2 separate regions of the Homo sapiens genome follow, and region 2 is linked to region 1. The links are chromatin contacts, found by Hi-C or POLR2A ChIA-PET in ENCODE. All regions are on one chromosome and are shown on one strand. Each heading gives the region's core, a stretch centred on a gene start or an enhancer-like site at or near the end of the contact. The rest is flanking DNA. Distances are from core to core; before and after follow the strand shown.

The links. A loop is a pair of places that touch in the nucleus more often than their neighbours do. ChIA-PET counts read pairs that join two places held with the same protein, here RNA polymerase II (POLR2A). Pooled maps may share reads with other maps.
Region 2: a map of endothelial cell of umbilical vein shows a loop between it and region 1 (8-fold over the local background). The contact joins the enhancer-like site here to the promoter of CARD16 in region 1. A Hi-C loop is called at or near these places in 4 of 168 maps with a recorded cell type or tissue (CD14-positive monocyte, PC-3, endothelial cell of umbilical vein and 1 more) and 11 of 50 pooled maps. POLR2A ChIA-PET finds 5 or more read pairs at or near these places in 3 of 52 experiments (CD4-positive, alpha-beta T cell, CD4-positive, alpha-beta memory T cell and T-cell).

The regions. Positions count from the first base shown.
Region 1 is chr11:105,041,834-105,047,866 of GRCh38, reverse strand. CARD16 (caspase recruitment domain family member 16) reads left to right here and starts at 2,532. Exons shown (of 4, transcript NM_052889.4): 1 at 2,532-2,576; 2 at 3,209-3,475; 3 at 4,322-4,384. The coding sequence starts at 2,570. The coding sequence ends at 4,341.
Region 2 is chr11:105,108,439-105,114,471 of GRCh38, reverse strand. No RefSeq gene overlaps it. Among named protein-coding and RNA genes, the nearest start is that of CARD18, 28 kb to the left of the region's middle. Within about 2 kb of position 3,636, at least 3 of the 41 ENCODE cell types and tissues checked have a DNase peak (open chromatin) inside an H3K27ac peak, as active enhancers do; they include PC-3 and endothelial cell of umbilical vein, where a contact is called at or near this core.

The DNA.
Region 1 (6,033 bases), core at 1,283-3,782:
AGAATATAAATTGATTATTAATTACACAAGAATATTTAGTATAATATCCCATTTAATAGACAAACCGATATTGTCACCCCAAAAAATTTTGTCTTGCCCTTTGTTCTCAATTTCCTTCCATTTCCTCCTCTGATAAGCAGTGATTGAATTTCTACCACTACACATTAGATTTTTCTAATCTAGAACTTTATATAATTGGAATCACAGGGTATGTGCTCCTTCCTATATGGCTTCTTCCACTCATAATGAAAGTATAAGTTTTTCATCCATGTTATTGCATATATTAGTAATTTTTTCCTTTTATGACTGAATAGTATTTCAGTGTATGTGTCTAGCACAAATTGTTTACTTATGCTCCTGAATTGGAATTTGAGTTGTTTCCAGTTTTTGACATCTTCCTTTTTGAGGAAATAGCGAGCCTTTGCACTCTAATGGCTCAGTGTTTACATTCCCAGGACATGACTCAAAGCTCATGATTCTACATCCCCAGACACATGGTCTAATCATTGTTTCTGTGTCCTGGATGCCACTTTGGCATGCATAAACTCCGTGGTTCTTGGCTCTGGCTGGTGGGGAGAAACCCTCATGTGAAACCCTTAAGCAGCAGAAAAAATAAATGAGTCAGTACATAAATTTAAAAGTAAATAAACTAAAGAGAAGTGGTGCACAGACAATTTCTGCTTTCTTCCATGCTACAAATCCTTCCAGCGGCAAGGAGCTCAAGATTTTGCTGCAATCGGATTAGGTCATTGGCAGAGTAAAGATAAAAACACCATGAAAAACACCTTAGATTAAAAGCCACGTCATTGTCCTCCTACACAGTCCGTTCTACTTAACCAATGACATTTAACTCTTAGCCTGGAGCACAGGAAGTAAAACTGGTAGCCCACATGTCAAACCGTAAATATTTTTGTAAATCTGGTCATTATCCTCCAAAGGTAATAACGTAACAGCCCAAGAAAATTTTTGGTAAAAAAAAAAAAAAATGATAAATGAAATGTACCGTGTGCATTTTGCTATTAGTCCATCTTCCATCAAGTTTATTCATGAAATAAATTAGCCACATTGAGTTTATTTCTGGGATAATCAATTCAGCATGTACTGACAAAGGCAGAGACCTCTTCTGGCCTTCCCTGGCTCCTCTGTGTACAATTTTCATGAGTCCTGCAATACTTTGTCTCCCACTTCTCCAATTAATTTCTTATTCTTCTCATCGCTTGGCATATTTTCACATTCTAAATATTCCAGTTACATATTACATACCAGGTTTCATGTGTATCTTTCCCTCTTGAATGTGCGAGCAAGAGGGAAAGGATCATAATATATGTTTTGATGGAACCCCTGACACCGAGAACCATGTTGTCCACATATATTTGCTAAATGAATGACTGGAGGCACTGCTTGAGGATTCTAACAAAAGATAAACTTAGCTAAAAAATCTGCAAATAATCATCCTTGATTATTTTTCTAAACTGAAATATTTCTATTAATTATAGTAATATCCCTCATTATCTGCTTACCATTTGCCAGGCAATGTTCCATTCATTTTTCACATTTTTATCTCAATACTGCTCAAAACTGTGTAGATGTGTATGTACTATTAATAATATTATTTTACAGACAGAGGAACCAATGTATAAAGAAGTTTAATATCTTGCCCAGGAAGGTGAGTTTAACTTGCTAGGTTCAACATTCTGAGTTCAGAGTCTATGCTTTGGGCCTCTGTGATGCAATGTCCCTCAAAAGAAAGCCATCCAAGATGAGTGAGTGGCTCATGGCTCATGCCTGTAATCCCAGCTCTTTGGGAGGCCAAGATGGGCGGATCGCTTGAGCGCTGGAATTCAAAATCAGCCAAGGAAACATAGGGAGAGCCCGTCTCAACAAAAAATACAAAAATTAACCAGCCCTGATGGGATTTGCCTGTAATTTTAACTACTCAGGAAACTGAAGTGGGAGAATCATCTCAGCCTAGGGAAGTGGAGGCTGCAGTGAGCCGTGGTCATGCCACTGCACTCCAACCTGGGCAACAGAGTGACATCATGTATCAGAAGACAAAACAAAACAAAAAAGCCATCAGGAAAGGAAGAACATTAAATAAGAAAAGCTTTAATATTGGTGAAAAATGTTTACATTTCTTAAAGCAAAATTGCTTCACAGGGACATATATTTCCCACAAACTTTCCCCAAAGCTGTGAGGTGGGGTCAAGGGAACAGTGGTTCACATTCTCCAAAGGTTGTGTTAATTTTTTCGGTCAAGTTTTCGAATGAATGGGAAACTCTTCACTGTGTGAATTTAACTGTACACATACTTTCTCAATCCTGGGGCTTATTCTCTAAGCCCCATTCCCCTCCTACCCTGATCTATCCAAGGGCTGGAGAAAAAAGAATTCCCTTGGATACACTCTCTGATGCAGGCTACAGTTCTGATTCTTTCTCTGGGAAGAAAAATAAAGATATGCATATGAATGTGCAGTGGGTGTTTCCCAATATGTGTACACGCCCTGCCAAAAAGGAAGGCGAAACATACTTTCAGTTTCAGCCCACACAAGAAGGGTAGGAGAGAAAAGCCATGGCCGGTGAGTCTTTTACTGTTCCAAGAACAGGTCCCTGGGAAGAAAGAGTTGTGGAAAGGGCTGGCTCTTCTGGAAGCCATAATTAGTATCTGTGGAAGTTTAGGTGAGCAGAAGTGAGGGAGAGGGAGGAGTGGGAGGAGAGAAGGAACTAGAAGATTTTTGCAGGCTTTAGAAAGAAAAGGCAAGCCCAGAAAGGAACAGAGACTTTAGGGGTAGCCTGCTGTCATTTTGCAATCTTAATTAAACCCTTGCTTACCTGTCGTAAGTCTGACAGAGGGTACAGAATTGGCACAGGAGGAGTACTAGCAGCAGTGGTTCCTAAATGAAATGGGCTATTTCTGCTTCATTACTTTATTATTCAGAGTTAAATAAACATGGGACACAAGAGGATGATCTCTGCTTTCCAGGGACTGATGTGGAAATGGTAAACTCAGTCTTCAGGTCACTCCATGCACATATATGGGGACTACTGAGGGAAACAAGTAGGACAGCAATACAGTAAGAAGAGGGATTACCCAACTGTGAGGAGGGGGACATTTCACTGATGAAATCTAAATGAGGTCACTTTCTGTTGATGACGTGAGAGGAATATGAGGCTGTTTTCATGATGTGAGAAATCCTTGTGCTCCAAACAGACAAGGTCCTGAAGGAGAAGAGAAAGCTGTTTATCCATTCCATGGGTGAAGGTACAATAAATGGCTTACTGGATGAATTATTACAGACAAGGGTGCTGAACCAGGAAGAGATGGAGAAAGTAAAACGTGAAAATGCTACAGTTATGGATAAGACCCGAGCTTTGATTGACTCCGTTATTCCGAAAGGGGCACAGGCATGCCAAATTTGCATCACATACATTTGTGAAGAAGACAGTTACCTGGCAGAGACGCTGGGACTCTCAGCAGGTAAGGGTCAGTGACTCACACTCAAGTTCACCTAGGGCCTGTCTTCGTGCCTAACATTTGATTTCTTTACTAGTCATGTTAATCTGCAGAATATCTTCTTATCTCTGCCTTTGGGCCATATTTCTGTAGCAGAGGCCCTATTGCATGTCCCTTGACTCTTTTTTGTGTTCCTTCATCCTCAGTGCCCTCTTCTGATTAAAGTTCATTTTCTGTTCTGAGTACATGGTAGCTAATTTCCTTAAGGTCATGAGAACTATCTAGAAAGCTTCATACAATATGTTCCAGTGTTCCTGGCAAGGCACGATATTTATTGATTGATTTATTATTTTGTGTCCAGGGTGTCCCTAAGCCCTTATGTAGTTGTTTGACATGAGCTTTAGGGTCTGTATTCAAATACTTTTTATAAATTCTTTTCAAACTTTTGCCCTCAGAGAAGAATAAAGTATATTTAAGTGACGATGATACGTTCAGGAAATACATTCAATGATTACAGAATAGTAAAGATTTCAACAGGGCTCTTTCCTCCCGTTGCCCCCATGCATTTTCTTTTGAGTAAGATCTGCTTGTCTGTTGCCAAGCTGCAGATCATACTGGGAGGCCTGGACTTCCATCATCTGCAGCCCTCCTAGGGCCTGATACAGTGCTCAGGAAATGAGCTTGCCCATTCTTATAATCCCTTGAACCTACAGCATGGTGAGGATGGGAGTTTTGGTGCACTTGAACATTATTTATTGTCATTTAGTCAGGGTTGTGGGAGGAATTTGCAGTGAGGAGTGGCTTATGCATTGCTGTAAAGTTTTCCAGAGATGATAAGTGGCTATTTCAATGTTCTTCATCTTTTTATAGGTCCGATACCTGGAAATTAGCTTAGTACACAAGACTCCCAATTACTATTTTCTTCCTTCCCAGGTAATGTTGTTTTTCAATGAAGAGCATTCTTTGAACCCCATCTTCTTTAACATTAATTTAGTGGAATGAGCTCTGCTTGAAGGGGCTATGGAGAATTCCCATAGACTGATCATATAATTTTCTTTTTTAATCTATTCTGTTTTTGCAGAAACTGTTCCCAAAGCTTTACTACTCTTATTTATACTAACAAAATCTGAATTTGTATCTCAAATTCTGATTACCCAAATAAGTACCAAACTTCATCATTTAAGACTACTGAAATATTCCCTCACATCTTCCAGAGACACATTTATGTAAACAATTTCAGAGCTGAACATGCCATTCTTCCCCACCCTGCTTCTCTTACAGTTTTGTGTAACTTGGTTTTTGATGCCACCATCACCAGTTGTTCAATCCAGGAACTTGAAACTCATCTTGGCCCCCTTCCTCTCATGCACCTCCAATATTCAAGCCATGGCCAAGTTTTATGCATTCTTCTCTCAAATTTGGAAATGTCTCTTCATTCTTACTTCTATTATTTTATTAAAGAACTCTTATTCCTTAAGTGCCCCCCTTAAAATAAAAGAAACTTATATTTGAAAGCAATTTAGAGGCTAGAAATGCATGTTTTTATCAAGTTCAGATATTACTCTACTGAATTTATTAAGGATGATTACCTCATGAATGTTTTCTTAAATGTTTCACAGCATGGGATACTCACTATATAACCAAATACTGTATTCTCAAAAATAACTCAAATGCTTTTCTTTAGTTTTTCTCTATTGCTTTCACAAATCCTTACAAAGAAACCAAACATTTCTTCTACTAAATTATTATTTTATAGTTTTCTCCAATATAATCATTCTAATTAGTTCTTCTCCATGTCAACACACTTCATGCTGCCTTTGTTTATCTGATTGTATAGCAGTTTTTCAAATTTGTTTGCAAAATTAAATATTATTATTTTGCCTTAATAGTTTCTAAAAGATCCTCTGGATATCTAGAAACCTCAGTTCTATCTTGAAACAAACATCACATTAATTTTTTAACAAGTGCATCACATTGTCAGATTGTGTTGATCTTGTGATGAAATAAAAGCCTCAAAGATTTTCTCACATAAACTCTGTGAAAACATTTCCTCATATGTTCGTGAAAGCAATGTTTAGTGCTATGAATCCATCTAGAGCACACCATGATTTTAGCATTCATCGTTCTATTTTATATTTATTCTAGTTTACGTATTCAATATTCTTGTCCTCCCATATGTATACATTGTAGGAGGAGATGCTGAAGGACAGGAAAAGGGATCATTAAAAAAATATTCCCAGTGTTTACTACCATGTCTATTAGGTAAATAAATAAAAGGATAAACACATATTTTAAAAATTAATTAGTGTTAATTAAGACCTGCTCCCATTAAATTTTATCCTAGGGTTTGAATCCTTTGAAAACAAATCATATTTTAACTATTTTATATCACTCATTGACTGTTTCCTGAGTGTTTTATCATGCATGGCCTTGAAAAGCTTCCTCTCTGTTTTTATCTAAGATGCTTGTAGAAATACTTATGCTCAAATATGAAAGTAGATCCTCCCTGTAATGCATACCTAGAAATCTCTGGCTTGAAATGTGCTCCATTAGCAGCAAACGCACTCAACTATGTTAATGAC
Region 2 (6,033 bases), core at 2,387-4,886, 66 kb before region 1:
AGAACTGGAAGAACTACAAATTCAGTTGCAGTCATGAGCCTTTTTCTAATCCTAAACTCATTAAAAGTGAAGGTGAATTTCTGATTTCTTGAAATCCTTCAATGTCGAACATCATAATGCCATTTTATTTTATTATTTTTTTTAAGTTCTGGAATACATGTGCAGGATGTGCAGGTTTGTTACATAGGTAAATATGTGCCATGGTGGTTTCCTGTACAGATCAACCCATCACCTCTTTATTAGGTCAAGCATTCATTAGCTCTTTTCTCTAATGCCCTCCTCCATTCCCCATCCTCTTCTCTGGCCCCAGTGTGTGTTGTTCCCTTCCCTGTGTCCATGTGTTCTCATTGTTCAGCTCCCACTTATAAGTGAGAACATGCAGTGTTTGGTTTTCTGTTCTTGCATTAGTCTGCTGAGGATAATGGCTTCTAGCTTCATCCTTGTCCCTGCAAAGGACATGATCTCATCAATTTTTATAGCTGCATAGTATTCCATGGTGTATATGTAGAACATTTTCTCTATCCAGCCTATCACTGATGGACATTTGGGTTGATTTCATGTCTTTGCTATTGTGAATAGTGCTGCAATGAACATATGCATGCATGTAATGTATCTTTATAATAGAATGATTTATACTCCTCTGTGTATATACCCAGTAATGGTATTTCTGTGTCAAATGGTATTTCTGGTTCTAAATCTTTGATGAATCACCACACACTCTTTCACAATGGTTGAACAAATTTACATTTCCACCAACAGTGTTGAATGCAGCATACTGACGGGTCCTGTCTTTTTATCCAACTTGCCATTCTGTGTCTTTTAATTGGGGCATTTAGCCCATTTACTTTTAAGGTTAATATTGGTATGTGTGAATTTGATCCTGTCATCATGATGTTGGCTGGTTAATTTCACAGACTTGTTAATGCAGTTGCTTCATAGTGTCATTTGCCTGTGTATTTTAGTATGTTTTTGTAGTGGCTGCTAACAGATTTTCCTTTCCATTCCTAGTGCTTCCTTCAGGACCTCTTGCAAGGTAAGCCTGCTGGTGACAAAATCCTTCAGCATTTGCTTGTCTGAAAAGAATTTTATTTCTCCTTCACTTATGAAGCTTAATTTGGCCAGATATGAAATTCTGGGTTGGAAATTATTTTCTTTATGAATGTTGACTATTGGTCCCCAGAATTTTCTGGCTTGTAGGGTTTCTGCTGAGAAGTCCGCTGCTATTCTGATGGGCTTCCCTTTGTAGGTGACCTGGCCTCTCTCTCTGGCTGCCCTTAACATTTTTTCCTTCATTTCAACCTTGGAGAATCTGCTGATTATCTGTCTTGGGATTGATCTTCTTGTGGAGTATCTTACTGGGGTTGTCTGAATTTCCTGAATTTGAATGTTGGTCTGTCTTGCTAGGTTGTGGATGTTCTCCTGGATGACATCCTGAAGTATGTTTGTCAACTTGGTTCCACTCTCCCCATCTCTTTCAGGTACTTCAATCAGTCGTAGGTTTGGTCTTTTTACATAGTCTAATAGTTCTGGAATATTGTTCATTGCCTTTTATTTTTTTTCTCTAATCTTGTCTGCCTGCCTTATTTCAGCAAGATAGTGTTCAAGCTCTGATATTCTTCCTTCTGCCTGATAGATTCGCCTATTAATACTTGTGTTTGCATCATGAAGCTCTCATGCTGTGTTTCTCAGCTCCATCAGATCATTTGTATTCCTCTCTAAACTGGTTATTCTAATTAACAGTTCCTGTAATCTTTTATCATGGTTCTCAGCTTATTTGCATTGGGTTAGAACATAATCCTTTAGCTCAGCAAAGTTTGTCATTACTCAGTTTCTGATACCTACTTTTGTCAGTTCATCCATCTCAGCTTCAGCCCTGTTGTGTGCCCTTGCTGGAGAAGTGTTGAAATCATTTAAGGAGAAAAGGCATTCCAGCTTTTGGAATTTTCAGCGGTCTTGCATTGGTTTTTCATCATCTTTGCGGATTTATCTACCTTTAATCCTGAAGCTGTTGACCTTTGGATGGGATTTTTGTAGGGTCTTTTTTGTTAATGCTGTTGTTATTATTGCTTTCTGTTTTTTGTTTTTCTTCTAACAATCAGTCCCCTCTTCTGCAGATCTGCTGCAGTTTGCCCAAGGTCCACTCTAGACACTGTTCACCTGGGTATCATCAAAGGAGGCTGTAGAATAGCAAAGGTTGCTGCCTGCTCCTTCCTCTGGAAGCTTCATCCCAGAGGAGCACTGACCTGATGCCAGTCGGAACTCTCCTGCATGAGGTGTCTGGTGACCCCTGTTGAAAGGTCTCACCCAGTCAGCAGGAAAGGGATCAAGAACCCACTTAAGGAAGTAGTCTGGCTATCCGTTAGCAGAGCTGGTTCACTGTGCTGGGGAAGCCCCCTTGTCTGGATTGCTGGGACTCTTCAGATCCAGCACGTAGGAAAGATTAAGTTGGTTGAACCTGAGACCACAGCCGCCCCTCCCCACAGGTGCTCTGTCCTAGGGAAATGAGAGCTCTGTCTGTAAACTCCTGGCTGGTGTTGGTGGAATTCCTGCAAGGATGACTTGCCCAGTGGGGAGGGATGGATCCCAGTCCCACCTAAAGGAGCACTCTGGCCATGATCTGTTCCAGCGGCTGTGATGCACTGTGAAGACTGCTGCCCAGTCCAATCTGCCCAGCCTCCCTAGCACTCGTAGGGGAAAACCGCTGACTAGAGCTGCAGTAATGGCAGTCGCCCCTCCCCTGGGGAAGTCGGTCATCTTAGGCCTACACCAGGCTGCTATGCTGGCCTGTGGGGGGTACTAATCCAGTGGATCTAAGCTTGCAGGCTTCTGTTAGAGTGGACCTACTGAACAAGGCCATTTTGCTCCCTGGCTGGCTTCAGCCCCCTTTCCATGGGAGTGGATGGACTCCTGCCTCACTAGAGTTCCGAGAGCTGCTGGACTATGTAAAAACTCCTGCAGCTCAGTGCCTGCCCAAACAGCCTCCGACCAGAAAAGCAGCCGTGGGTCTGCCCAGTTTTGTGCTTGAGACCCAAGGCCCTGATGGTATATGCTCACGAGGGGATCTCCTGAGCCCTGGACTGCAAAAATCCTGGAAAAAATAGTACCCCGGGTGGGTAGCACAGTCCCTCACTGCCTCCCTTGCCTGAGGGAAGGAGGTCCCTTTGTCCGGTGTAGCTCCTGGGTGAACTGCCGTCCCACCCTGCTTTTCCTTGCTTTCTGTGTGTTGCACCAACTGCCTAGATAGTCCCAGTGATAGGATTTGGGTCCCTCAGTTTGAAATGCAAACATCACTCGCCCTGTGTGTTTTTCTCTGTGGGAGCTGCAGACTGGAGCTGTTTCTACTCAGCCATCATGGCTTTTTCTTTCTCCTTTTACTTACTGTTCTTCTGTGCATATTTCTTTTGTATAATCACACATTAATTCTACTACAGCCTGAGACTCCTTCTACAATCAGCTTTCATTCAGGGGATATTAAAAAGCAAAGGTGAAATTTCACCCTCAGTAAAAATGAAATGTTATGGCCATCTTAGGTAGTAAAAGGAAAGCATGCCAGGGATTAGACCGCAGGGTTCTTGCAGCACTATCTCCAATAAAAGGGAGATAGAGAGGGGAAAACATCGTGATGATACAGTAAGACAGTTTAAGCAGGAAATATGAACTATTTGGTTAATTCTTATGAGGAAATGAAAGAAGACTTGTGAGATTAAACTCCTTCAGTCATTGTGGTTCTTTGTGATCAGAGAAAGAAAAACTGAGAGATCAGGAAGAGAAGAGACAGATGGATAGAAGAAGTAGAGGGGCCACAGGAAACAAGGAAAAGAAACAGGCTGAGGTGTCAACCCACAGGACAATGTTTTGTCTTTTTCTTTTTTTTTTTTTCCTCCCACAGGAAGAAACTAAGTTCCAGTACTTGGATGCCAACTTGCTGACGACAAGGCACTTCCTTACAATGAGCCTGGAATTCTAAGCAGCAGTTTCACAATCTGTAATTGCACGTTTCTGCCCTTTACAATAAAGAAATACACAATTTCCTTTCATTTTTTAGTCTGAGGCTCTTTTCAATGCTGTAGGAAAGAACACAGGCTGTTACCTACGGCAGGTGATTCCTTTTCTGACTAGGAACTTGAGAGTAGGATCTCAGTAAACACTTGATTTATTGATGTGTAATAAACACAAGAAAGGAGGTGAACCGGTAGCACGCATGTTGAATTCTTTTTCTTATTGGTTGTGTGTAGTTTGAATCACAGGATCTGGTGCTAAAGACACTGAAGGAGATCCTATGTTTTCCAGATGTCTTCGACCCAGAAAGAAGTTAGTTCCTTTCTTTCAGCTTCTGTTAATCAAAGGAAGGGTAAAGAAAGGTAGAGGAAGTTATTTGTGTGAGACAAGCCTGGAAGTTGCAAAATGCACTCTGAAATCTTTCTCTTGATTCCAAGTTAATTGCCCGGATCATAAACATTCCTCCCAGAATCAGACCTGAGAGCCTCTGAATTGTTAACCTCTTTGCCATCTCTTATTGTGAATTATATCCTTGGTTTGTTTAAAGTGATTCCATTTTTACCCCTTTCTCTGGTCGAGGTACTGACTACTTTAATGCAATATTTCATAGGTAACTATCACATTTGTGTGGTTGTTGCTGTTGTTGTTTTTAAGTGGTCTCCCTCTCTCCAGGACTTAACTCTCCGATCCATTCTGCACACAACTTTTGGGTCTCCTGTCTTATATAACGAAGCTGAAAAAGCCTAAGAGATAGTCATGAGTTACTTAGGCAGCTAGTATTCCAGCAGGTCATAACGCTTCTTTGGCTTCATTCTCCTCATAGGAAAAGGGAGAAATTGAACCAGATCAGTGGATTCTAAACCTTATAAAATATCACAGTAATCTGTAGTCATATAAAAATGTCTGATGACTACCCCCTTCCTCACCCTGAATAGCTCAATCTTAAATATCCTGCAGGCATTTATTGCCATTTGAAGATCTGCAGATAATTCTTATGAAACTGGCCTGGCATAGGTTTGTCTGCATATTAGTGTCATTAGGAAGGTTGATCAGTTAGTTAACTCTCTCTGCTTACCTGCTAGTGATCTATTAATGTAATTAACTTTGCTCATGGACATACAGTGGCACCTTATTGCCTTTCTTAAAAAAAATCTGAACTTTCAGACAAGTTTCTCTACCTTCTGAAACATGTGTATTCATTTTTTCCATTAATTCCTGTAAAGCATGATTTCAGCTTCATAAAAAATTACTGTATTTACTTCAGTCATATTTTCTTGTTGTTGAGTTTCTTTATTCCTTTGATTCTCCCTATAGATCAATTGTATCCGGGTTTTATATCTCACCTCATAACATTTAACTTAAGCTCAGAATCAAGGGATCATTAGATAATAGATAGGAGAAATTGAAAGCCACTAGTCAAAAACAAGTCATGGTCTGATAATTATAGACAAACAAGTGTAGACAGCTATTGTTACCTTAAACTCCTGAGGAATTGTATCCTATAATGTGTTTAAGCATTACATCACCTTACGTGGAACCAAAACTGTGGTCCTGATGAGTTTTTTTCCTCTAATTGATTCCTTCCATTTTTATTAACACTGCAGCTTTCATTCAGTGATTATTATAATAATAAAAAATAATCTATAATAACGGTTTCTTTGAAAAATACTTACCGTATGATAGCTATTTCATGCACTCTCTCTGATTTAATATTTAAAACCAATCAATACAGTTGTGCTATTATTGCCATATTATAATTGAAGGGGAAACTTAGAGAATGCCTTCAAAATATGCTTTAGGTCAAAAGTCTGTTGAGAGGAGTGATTTCAGGTTGGCATGCTTCTCAAACTCTGCCATTAATCTACCTTTCTGCAAACATCTTCAAATACTTGCCCTGAGTCTGATCACTCCCACTTCAGTCTTGGCTTCACATTTCTATTCCTTCTAAAGCCCAGCTCTCCCAGTTTTGTGGTTACATGAGACGCTCTCAAGCCTTTGTGCTTCTTCCCACACTGCTCTCTGCCAGGAGACCAA